2 separate regions of the Homo sapiens genome follow, and region 2 is linked to region 1. Evidence: chromatin contacts called from ENCODE Hi-C or POLR2A ChIA-PET data. All regions are on one chromosome and are shown on one strand. Each heading gives the region's core, a stretch centred on a gene start or an enhancer-like site at or near the end of the contact. The rest is flanking DNA. Distances are from core to core; before and after follow the strand shown. Region 1 overlaps INPP5B (inositol polyphosphate-5-phosphatase B). Region 2 holds the start of UTP11 (UTP11 small subunit processome component).

Region 1 (4,915 bases), core at 19-2,518:
AATACAAAAATTTTTTAAAAATAATAATGAATAAAATAAAGACCAGGCGTGGTGGCTCACGCCTGTAATCCTAGCACTTTGGGAAGCCAAGGCAGGTGGATCACCTGAGGTCAGGAGTTCGAGACTAGCCAGGCCAACATAGCAAAACTCCGTCTCTACTAATACAAAACTTAGCCAGGCGTGGTGGCGGGCACCTGTAACGGGCTTGCTGGCGAGCGCCTGTAATCCCAGCTACTCAGGAGGTTGAGGCAGGAGAACTGCTTGAACCCAGGAGGTGGAAGCTGCAATGAGCCGAGATCATGCCACTGCACTCCAGCCTGGGCAACAGAGCAAGACTGTCTCAAAAAACTAAAAATAAATAAAAATGAGCTGGGTGTGGTGGCAGACACCTGTAGTCCTGGCTACGTAGGAGGCTGAGGCAGGAGAACCACTTGAACATGGGAGGTGAAGGTTGCAGTGAGTTGAGATCATGCCACTGCACTTTAGCCTAGGTGACAGAGCTAGAATCTGTCTCAAAAAAATGAAAATAAAAATAATAAAAATAAATAAAAGTTAGCCAGACATGGTGGCACATGTCTGTAGTCCCAGCTACTTGGGAGGCTGAGACAGGAGAACTGCTTGAACCTGGGAGGTGGATGTTAAGGTGAGTCGAGATCATGTCACTGCACTCCAGCCTGGGTGACAGAGTGAACTCCGTCTCAAAAAATGAAATAAGCTGGGCTCCGTTTCAAAAAATGAAATAAGCCAGGCGCGGTGGCTCACACCTGTAATCCCAGCACTTTGGGAGGCCGAGGTCAGGAGATTGAGACCATTCTGGCTAACACGGTGAAACCCCATCTCTACTAAAAAATACAAAAAACTAGCCGGGCATGGTGGCAGGCGCCTGTAGTCCCAGCTACTTGGGAGGCTGAGGCAGAAGAATGGCATGAACCCAGGAGGCGGAGCTTGCAGTGAGCCAAGATCGCACCACTGCAGTCCAGCCTGGGTGACACAGCGAGACTCCGTCTCAAAAAAATAAATAAAATAAAATAAAATAAAATGAACACAGACATCTCTAAAAACACATCTCATGCCAAGCAAACCTGTAAGTTCTAGACTGGAAATCCAATTTGCACCCTGTGCAAATCCAATTTAGGCTGGCAAGGACTAAATATGACCAGTTTAGCTTTCAAGGAGGAAGACTACAGTGCAATTACTTTACGGCAACAGGTTGGTTAGTGGTGATAGGCCCCTGGAGAGATGACTTGAATTTTTCCTTCTCAGGCTTCCCTTCAGTGGGCCTTCTGTGAACTGTCTGTGGTCTGGTGATAAAGCTAAAAGAGAAGTGGGCAAGAGCAAACCAGGAAGCGGGGAGGGCAACACAGAGATGCAGAGCATGCTCAAAGAGGAAGGGGGCAGGAGTTGTTGAGGCCACAAAGCACCTTGGGCTAGAAATTGTATGGGTCTCTACAATTCAACCAGAGACAGACATTTTTTGAGCACCTACTGATGTACAAGGCATTCGGCTGTCATTTGGGAAGGAGAGAGAATGCAAAATGCTAAAAGCAGCAAGTTCAAGCTTACAAAAATGTAGCTGAATGAGAAGTCAACAAATAGGTGAAAAAGTACAGGGCTTTATCCAGAAATAATAAGCAGTCAAGTTTGAAGTAAAAGGAAATGAAGATAAGTTGTAGCAGATAAGACCAGACAGAGAAGCAGGCTGAGGTCAGGCAGTGCAGGACTTGACCACTATACTAAGGAATTTGAGCTTTATTCTATAGGCAACAGGGAGTGGTACAATATTGAAGTTCACATACAAAATAGTAGAATACGATCAAAGTTATGTTCTAAGGAGATCCCTAAAGGAGAGGGAAACTTGAGGTTGGGAAGACTTACAAGAAGACTACTGCAACAGTTCAGCTAAGAGGATACCAACATGAATAAGGGGGATTTTGAAATGTGGGTAGATAGGAGAGGCACTGCAGAAAAAAAAAAATGAACAGAATTTGCTTATTAGACATGAGAGCAGAGGGAAGAGTCAAGGATACCCTGAGGTTGTTAGTGACTGCATTCAGAAATATGAAAATGGAGGGAGGAAAGGAGTAAGTGCAGTTCTTTTTTTTTTTTGAGATGGAGTCTCGCTGTGTCGCCCAGGCTGGAGTGCAGTGGCGTGATCTCTGCTCACTGCAACCTCTGCCTCCAGGGTTCAAGTGATTCTTCTGTCTCAGCTTCCCAAGTGGCACGCAGATTACAGACGCAAGCCACCACACCTGGCTAATTTTTGTATTTTTAGTAAAGACAGGTTTTCACCATGTTGGCCAGGCTGGTCTCAAACTCCTGACCTCAGGTGATCCACCTGCCTCAGCCTCCCAAAGTGCTGAGATTACAGGCCTGAGCCACTGTGCCCAGCCAATGCAGTTCTTATCAGGAAGAAATCCCCCTAGGATAGACCCTGAAGACAGCAGCCAGGTTCTCAGTTCTCAGAGGTGAGCATTTACCATTTCTTTTTCTTTTTTTTTTTTGAGACAGAGTCTCGCTCTTGCCCAGGCTGGAGTGCAGTGGCGTGATCTCGGCTCACTGCAACCTCCACCTCTGGGGTTCAAGCGATTCTCGTACCTCAGCCTCTTGACTAGCTGGGACTACAGGCATGTGCCACCCTGCCGGGCTAATTTTTGTATTTTTAGTAGAAACAGGGTTTCGCCATGTTGACCAGGCTGATCTCAAACTCCTGGCCTCAAGTGACCCGCCCACCTCAGCCTCCCAAAGTGCTGGGATTACAGGCATGAGCCACCGCTGCTGGCCAGCATTTCCCATTTCTAATTGTATTTCCCAAATGAAAGCACGTCTAAATAATTAGCATTGCTTAAGTCCTGTGTGACTTTCCAGGAGGCAAACATTCACTCCCATTTTAAAGACATAAGAGGAAAGTTGAGACACACGTTTAATATCGTACAAAGAGGTCAAGCGCGGTGGCTCATGCCTGTAATCCCAGCACTTTGGGAGGCAGAGGCGGGAAGATCACTTGAGGTCAGGAGTTTGAGACCGGCCTGGGCAACACAGGGAGATCTCGTCTCTAAAAACAAAAAGAGGCTGCGCATGGTGGCTCACACCTGTAATGCCAGCACTTTGGGAGGCCAAGGCAGGCTGAATCACTTGAGGTCAGGAGTTCAAGACCAGCCTGGCCAACATGGTGAAACCCTGTCTCTACTAAAAATATAAAAATTAGTCCAGGCATGATGGCTCACGCCTATAATCCCAGCACTTTGGGAGGCCAAGGTGGGCAGATCACCTGAAATCAGGAGTTCAAGATCAGCCTGGCCAACATGTTGAAACCCCGTCTTTACTGAAAATACAAAGAGTAGCCAGACATGTTAGCACATGCCTGTAATCTCAGCTACTTGGGAGGCTGAGGCAGGAGAACTGCTTAAACCCAGGAGGTGGAGGCTGCAGTGAGCAGAGATCACACCACTGCACTCCAGCCTGGGTGACAGAGTGAGACTCCGTCTCAAAAAAATAAAATAAAATAAAAATAAAAATAAATAAAAACAAAAAGAGAAAGTAATAGTGCACCAAGGAACCATGAAGAAAAGAAAAAGAAAAATGTCCAGGCCTCTTGACATCCACTTTGTTTAAATTCTCATCATTGGCATTCCAAGAAAGAAAGTCTCTTCTCATTCATATTTGCTAGCTTCAGTTCATGTATGGATCACCAATAACAAAACTGTTAGAGCGTAATTTATTTTATATATTTATCTATTTAAATTTAGAGATATCACTATGTTGCCCAGGCTGGTCTGGAACTCCTCAAGCAAGACTCCTGCCTCAGCCTCCGAGTAGCTGGGACTACAGGTGCGCACCACTGTGCCGGGCTAACAGTATATTTTAAGTAGCAAAGAAAAACATGCAAGTCAGCTAGCATCTATCCTCCAACAGTACAGTATCTTTCCTCTAATAAATATATTGATGCCTCCCTCTTCCTGAACTGTCCCTCCCTGAGGATTTTTCTGTTCAAAGCTCCACTTCTAACTGAGTGTTTGTGGGTCACCTCACTTGCTCTCAACAATAACTGCAGAATTCCAAAACAAACTGTTTTCAGAAGAAAAAAAGAATCTTTAGGGGGTTCTCTTGTACTAGAAACATAAAACTGGATTAAATGGCCCAAAGAAGGAAAATGGAGAGGGGAACAACAAAAGGAAGAAGAAAAACGAATACAGTTCTCTTTTGTTTAAGGAAACAAAGTGACTTAAAATAAGTTACTTAGGAGCCTGCAGAGCTTCCCACAACGGTGGAAATGATGGGCAATATTTGTTCTCTAAGATAAACAAAAGCAAATTTATTTTCTCCATGCTAAAAGGATATGTTGGTCACACAAGTTTTACCTATTAGTACTGACAAAACAAGATGAAAGAGAGAGTGAGAGAGAAAACCACCCCGGGGGCTATTTTGCTAACATGCTCTCTGGCTTCTACTCTGGTAAACTAGGTTACCCTTTATGTTACCCTGAGATATAAATAGCATTCATTTCCTTTCACTGGCATGACAGACTTTAATACTTTGTTTCCTGGGTCCAGAAGAAAAAATACTTAAACACATCCCCTTGTAAATTTGAGTTACTACAAAGCTGGTTCATTTCTTTTTTTTTTTGAGACGGAGTCTCACTGTCGTCAGGCTGGCATGCAGTGGCGTGATCTCAGCCCACTGCAACCTCCGCCTCCCAGGTTCAAGTGATTGCTTCAGCCTCTCAAGTAGCTGGGATACAGGCGCACGCCACCACGCCCAGCTAATTTTTTATATTTTAGTAGAGATGGGGTTTCACCACGTTGGCCAGGATGGTCTTGAACTCCTGACCTTGTGATCCGCCCACCTCGGCCTCTGAAAGTGCTGGGATTACAGGCTTGAGCCACCACACCCGGCGAAGCTGGCTCATTTCTAATCA
Region 2 (5,211 bases), core at 322-2,821, 90 kb after region 1:
AAACAAAAAACCAACATATTTCGTTTAATCATCAAAACAGTCCTGTGGGTATAGTATTATTATTACCTCAGTTTTACAGATGGGGAGATGGAGGCTCAGTGAATCTAACTTTACCTTGACTGGGGTGGCATCAGAACACACCTCATGGGTCATTACCTTGTACTGCCTCTGATTCGCATATCGTCAACCAGCCATTCCCTTAGGGATGTGAGGGACTCAGAACTTTATAGCTATTGTCATTGGGTGATTTCCTTCTATGCTCTTTACAGATATGACTCCTCAGTTCAACTGTGAGCTCTTGACAGCAATATGAGGCAAGAAGTGTATGTTATTATTATCCTCATTTTATGCTTGAGAAAAATGATGCTCATTAAAGTCAAGAAACCTGCCAAAAGTCACACAGCCTGTAAGTGAATGGCAGAGCCAGTTATGGTTTTAAGGTCTCTTGTCTCTCTATAGAATATTTTTTCCTGTACACTGTTGTAGAGGAGCAAAAAATGGACAGGTCAGATGAATGAAGTTTATATAGTGTCCCAAGTTACAGAAAAGAATAGTGGCATGGGGCCTCTGGGGGCTGGTGGCAACACATATTATGGGAAGGTGAGAGGAGGAAATGTCCTGTTATGGAGATAAAATCTCTCAGGAAGTAATAGTTGTCAGCCCTCTTCTTGACACAGATACCTCACTAAAAATGTAGATTTCCTTTGTAGGTGATAAATTTATTTCTACAAAAGGAAGGACAGCTTTTCAGAGCAACTCCTGTATCTGCAGTTTCTCAGCATAACCAGCTTTAAGAAACAAGCCAGAGAAATATATATTTTGGGGTGGCATATTCTGGCCTCCCACAGTCATATTTTGGAGTGGTGAGTCCTGAGCCCCAACAGTGTTTTTTTTTTTTTTTTTTTTTTTTTTGAGACGGAGTCTCACTCTATTGCCCAGGCTGGAGTGCAATGGCGCCATCTCGACTCACTGCAACCTCTGCCTCCCAGGTTCAAGTGATTCTCCTGCCTCAGCCTCCCGAGTAGCTGGGATTACAGGCGCGCACCACCAAGCACAGCTAATTTTTGTATTTTTTTTAAGTAGAGACGGGGTTTCACCATGTTGGGCAGGCTCCTGACCTCGTGATCCGCCTGCCTTGGCCTCCCAAAGTGCTGGGATTACAGGCGTGAGCCACCGCGCCCAGCCAGCCCCAAAACTGTTAAATCCGTACTGCTCTAGCTTTAAACATACCTTCTAGATACAGCAACCCGTGCCGAGCTGTAAGTGACTGCACATGCGCACACGCTAAGCCCAGCTCAGACGGAGGCCAGTGCCAGCCACGTGTTCCCAGGTGCCCACGCGGGCCAAGCGCGAAGGCGAGATCTGGGTAGCGTGGACAGGCGCTAGCGAATAAGAACTGGCTCTTATAGAGTCACGAGACTATATCTGGGAAACTACACTTCCCAGAAGCAGCCTGCGGTGACTGCCTCTGTTAAATGACGTACTTCCTGAAAGCCGGCTCCGGATAGGTTGCTTAGAGGAAGTAGGCGGTTCTAAACCGCCGGCGGCTAGGCCTATTTCCGGTAGGAATCAGTGGACTTGGCGGCAGAGGCAGTGCGGATCCGGCGTTCTCCACTGATCTTTTCCAAGGCTGTACAGACATGGCGGCGGCTTTTCGGAAGGCGGCTAAGTCCCGGCAGCGGGAACACAGAGAGCGAAGCCAGGTAGGACCATACAGGCCCCACAAGTGCTGGCCTTTGTCGCCATGTGTTACCCTTGCCCCAACCCTGTCGCCACCGTGGGATCCGGGTCCAAACTGTATAGTATATAAATGCACGTAAATGTATGTTAATGACGCTGGCGTGGCTGGGGCGGAGCTTCGTGGGAACGAGTGGAGGGGATTTGTCGTTTCCGTTCTAGGAAAAGCAGGGGTGCCCCCCTTTCCTTGGGGATATAAAACCTGCTCTGGAAGATTTCAGTGTGGTGATTGAGTAAGATGTCTGTCAAGTGCCTGGTCTCTTCTGAGGAGTTGAGGTCAGAGCTCATGTAGGCAACAACTGCTGGGCTGAAATTGGATCCCACGTCTAATGGGCAGCTCCGCCTGCTGCATATGGGGGCCCTGACCGAAGAGACTGTGGTTACTAATGTGGTATCATCATCACGCTGGGCTTGTGGTTCATGAAGATCTGCCATATGTGCTTTTTGTTTAAGCCTTACCCCTTAATGTTGGCCTTTTCCATTCCCATTATACAGATGAGGAAACTGAGGTCCAGAGTGGTGACTTGTCCAGTTACAAACACCAGATTCAGGCAGAGTAAACAGTTCTAGGATTTCTATGGTGGGTGTGTCTGTGTAGGGAGGTTGAGTAGAAATAAGCTTATATGCAGAATCAGTTGATACACTGTCAGGAATCCCGTGCTTAATATCTGATTCAGAAAGGCCCTTAGACATACATATGTGCTCCAACTTAGTTTTACAGATGAGGAAGACAGGGGAAAGAGTTGTGCAGCTGACTGATGGGATAGAACTAAGGCCTCTTAACTACAGTTCAGTCTTCCTGCTTAATAGCATATATCAAACTTTTTTTTTTTGAGATGGAGTCTCACTCTGTTGCCCAGGTTGGAGTGCAGTGGCACGATCTCGCCTCACTACAACCTCCGCCTCCCAGGTTCAAGCGGTTCTCCTGCCTCAGCCTCTCGAGTAGCTGGGACTGCAGGTGCACACTACCATGCCCTGCTAATTTTTGTATTTTTAGTAGAGACGGGGTTTTGTCAGATTGGCCAGGCTGGTCTCGAACTCCTGACCTCTGGTGATCCACCCGCCTTGGCCTCCCAAAGTGCTGGGATTACAGGCGTGAGCCCCTGCACCCGGCCAAAACTATCACCTTTTGAGCACTTACTATATGCTAGGCACAGCCCTGCATGTTTTTACAATTGTCTCATGTAATCCTACAACATCCCTCTGAAGTGGATGTTACCCTCATTCCTCATTTTACAAATGAGGAATCTGGTGCTTAAAGAGATTGAATAGTATATCCAAAGTCACAGTTGTAAGTAGTGGAATTGGATTAGCAGAGAAGACAGAGGGCTTTCAGAGCTGGCTGTGGACATGGCATGGCCATGGCTGAGTAGGAACAGATGGCCTGTGTAGAAGAGGTGAGAAGAAGACCATCCTGAAAAGGTGGGTAAACCGTTGACACAAACGTTCCATATTTGGGTAGTTTGGACTTTATCCTGCAGATCCTTCAGTAGGGCAGCAGGGGAGCTACTGAAGATATTTTGTATGGAGGGTGTATGTGTTATTACGTAAACTATTTCAGATACAATACCAGGTTTCCTTTTGTAATGCGATTGTACATTCAGGTGGACATGAGAGATTTCAAGATTTCTGCCTCACCTCATGTTGTTGCTTTTTTGACCCTTTAGCTTGCTTTCTCTACTCTGTTAACCTCCCTTTGCTGTAATTAAAGTTAAAATTATTAGGGGAGGTTTGGTATTATTTTACTTATGTTTTTGAGATAGTGTCTCCCTCTGTTGCCAAGGCTGGAGTGAGTGGGGCAATCACGGCTCACTTCAGGCTCGACCCCCTCACTCAAGCCATTCTTTTGCCTCAGCTTCCTGAGTAGCTGGGACCACAGGCGTGTACTGTGACACCCAGCTAATTTTATTTTATTTTTTTAATTTGTAGAGATGAGGTCTCACTGTGTTGCCCAGGCTGGTCTCGAACTCCTGGGCTCAAGTGATCTGCCCACCTCAGCTTACCAAAGTGCTAGGATTGCAAGTGTGAGCCTGGCCTTAAATAGTTATTTATTGCATCACTTGAAGGATAAAAGATGAGAAAGATGACTGTTAAAAATCCTACCCAAATTATTATACAAGTTTTTTTTTGTTTGTTTTTTTGAGGCGGAGTCTCGCCCTGTTGCCCAGGCTGGAGTGCGATGGTGTGATCTTGGCCCACTGCAACCTCCGCCTCCCGTGTTCAAGCAATTCTCCCAGCTCAGCCTCTTGAGTAGCTGGGATTACAGGCACCTGCCATCATGCCCGGCTAATTTTTGTATTTTTGTAGAGGTGGAGTTTCACCAGGTTGGCCAGGCTTGTCTTGAACTCCTGACCTCAGATGCCCCACCCACCGTGGCCTCCCAAAGTGCTGGGATTACAGCATGAGCCACTGCACCCGGCCTATTATACAAGTTTAAACACTGGAGAAGTGTATGCATTTCCCAAAATGTTAAGATTATTCGCAACAGAAGAGGACTCAGTCTACTGTGATGGCCCTAGGGAGAATGGGTTCTAGTTTTGGCTCTGCTACTTATTAGTTCTGTGTTCTTGGGCATATCATTCTCTAAACCTCATTCCCTTTATGGAAAACTGGGGTAACAATAGTGCCTGTTTCACCTTCTTTCCAAGATTGTGGTGGGGATTAAATGAAATTGTGTAAGGAGCATAGCACATTGCAAGACCCTGACATATACTAAGTGCTCAACAAATGGTAGTATGTAGAAGGATCATACCAAGATTTAATCCTTATACCTTCCATGCTCTCCAAGTCTACGTCAGAGAAAGTACTTTCTGTCATACTTTTTTCTCATACTGAGTACCACAAGTATAATAATAATAGTAAACTCATGCTGGAAAGCTGCTATGTGTCAAGCCATGTGCAGGCATTACCATTAATAGAAGCTCCTTGAATCCTCAGTATAACCCGGAGAAGCAGGTACTATTTTCATGTTACAGTCAGGAAATAGCAGCTCAGAGAAGTTAAGTGACATGCCCAAGGTCACAGATTGTTCAGAGGTAAAGCTTGGATTTGAACCCACATCTCCAGACTCTAAATTTAGCTCCCTTACCACAGTTGCCTCCCTGTTACTATGTTTTCCCTTTGTAGTATTTTATAAACCCTTGGATTAAGTTGGTAGTAATTTTAGTACAACTGGCAACTGCTTGCTTAGTGCCGAGTCATTGTTGCCTCTCTCTGTCCTTAATAGGCCAAGAAACCTACTACAGCAGTGCTTGTGACCTGTCTGGTGCTGGCAGGGTCCCTCTCATCCTTGGGCAGAGCCCAGTTGTGGGGAGGGGAGGGAACAGGGTCATGGGTTAGCTCCAAGGACTGGATTTACTGAGCACTCCAGAGACTCCTGTGCCTGTTAGATGTCGTGTTGATTTGGATATGTGTTTGCGGAGGAAACTAAGCACTGTTGTTCTTTCTTTTGTCTTCTAGCCTGGCTTTCGAAAA

The links. Hi-C counts contacts between places; a loop is a spot of excess contacts on that map. ChIA-PET counts read pairs that join two places held with the same protein, here RNA polymerase II (POLR2A). Pooled maps may share reads with other maps.
Region 2: a pooled map shows a loop between it and region 1 (6-fold over the local background). The contact joins the promoter of UTP11 here to the enhancer-like site in region 1. A Hi-C loop is called at or near these places in 8 of 168 maps with a recorded cell type or tissue (CD14-positive monocyte, CD4-positive, alpha-beta T cell, CD8-positive, alpha-beta T cell and 3 more), 2 of 37 single-sample maps with no recorded cell type and 14 of 50 pooled maps. POLR2A ChIA-PET finds 5 or more read pairs at or near these places in 16 of 52 experiments (CD4-positive, alpha-beta T cell, HEK293, HepG2 and 11 more).

The regions. Positions count from the first base shown.
Region 1 is chr1:37,921,688-37,926,602 of GRCh38, forward strand. The region is part of intron 7 of INPP5B (inositol polyphosphate-5-phosphatase B); the gene reads right to left. Among named protein-coding and RNA genes, the nearest start is that of INPP5B, 23 kb to the right of the region's middle. RefSeq lists an enhancer at 4,476-4,715. Within about 2 kb of position 1,269, at least 6 of the 41 ENCODE cell types and tissues checked have a DNase peak (open chromatin) inside an H3K27ac peak, as active enhancers do; they include CD14-positive monocyte and CD8-positive, alpha-beta T cell, where a contact is called at or near this core.
Region 2 is chr1:38,011,163-38,016,373 of GRCh38, forward strand. UTP11 (UTP11 small subunit processome component) reads left to right here and starts at 1,572. Exons shown (of 8, transcript NM_016037.4): 1 at 1,572-1,703; 2 at 5,197-5,211. The coding sequence starts at 1,641.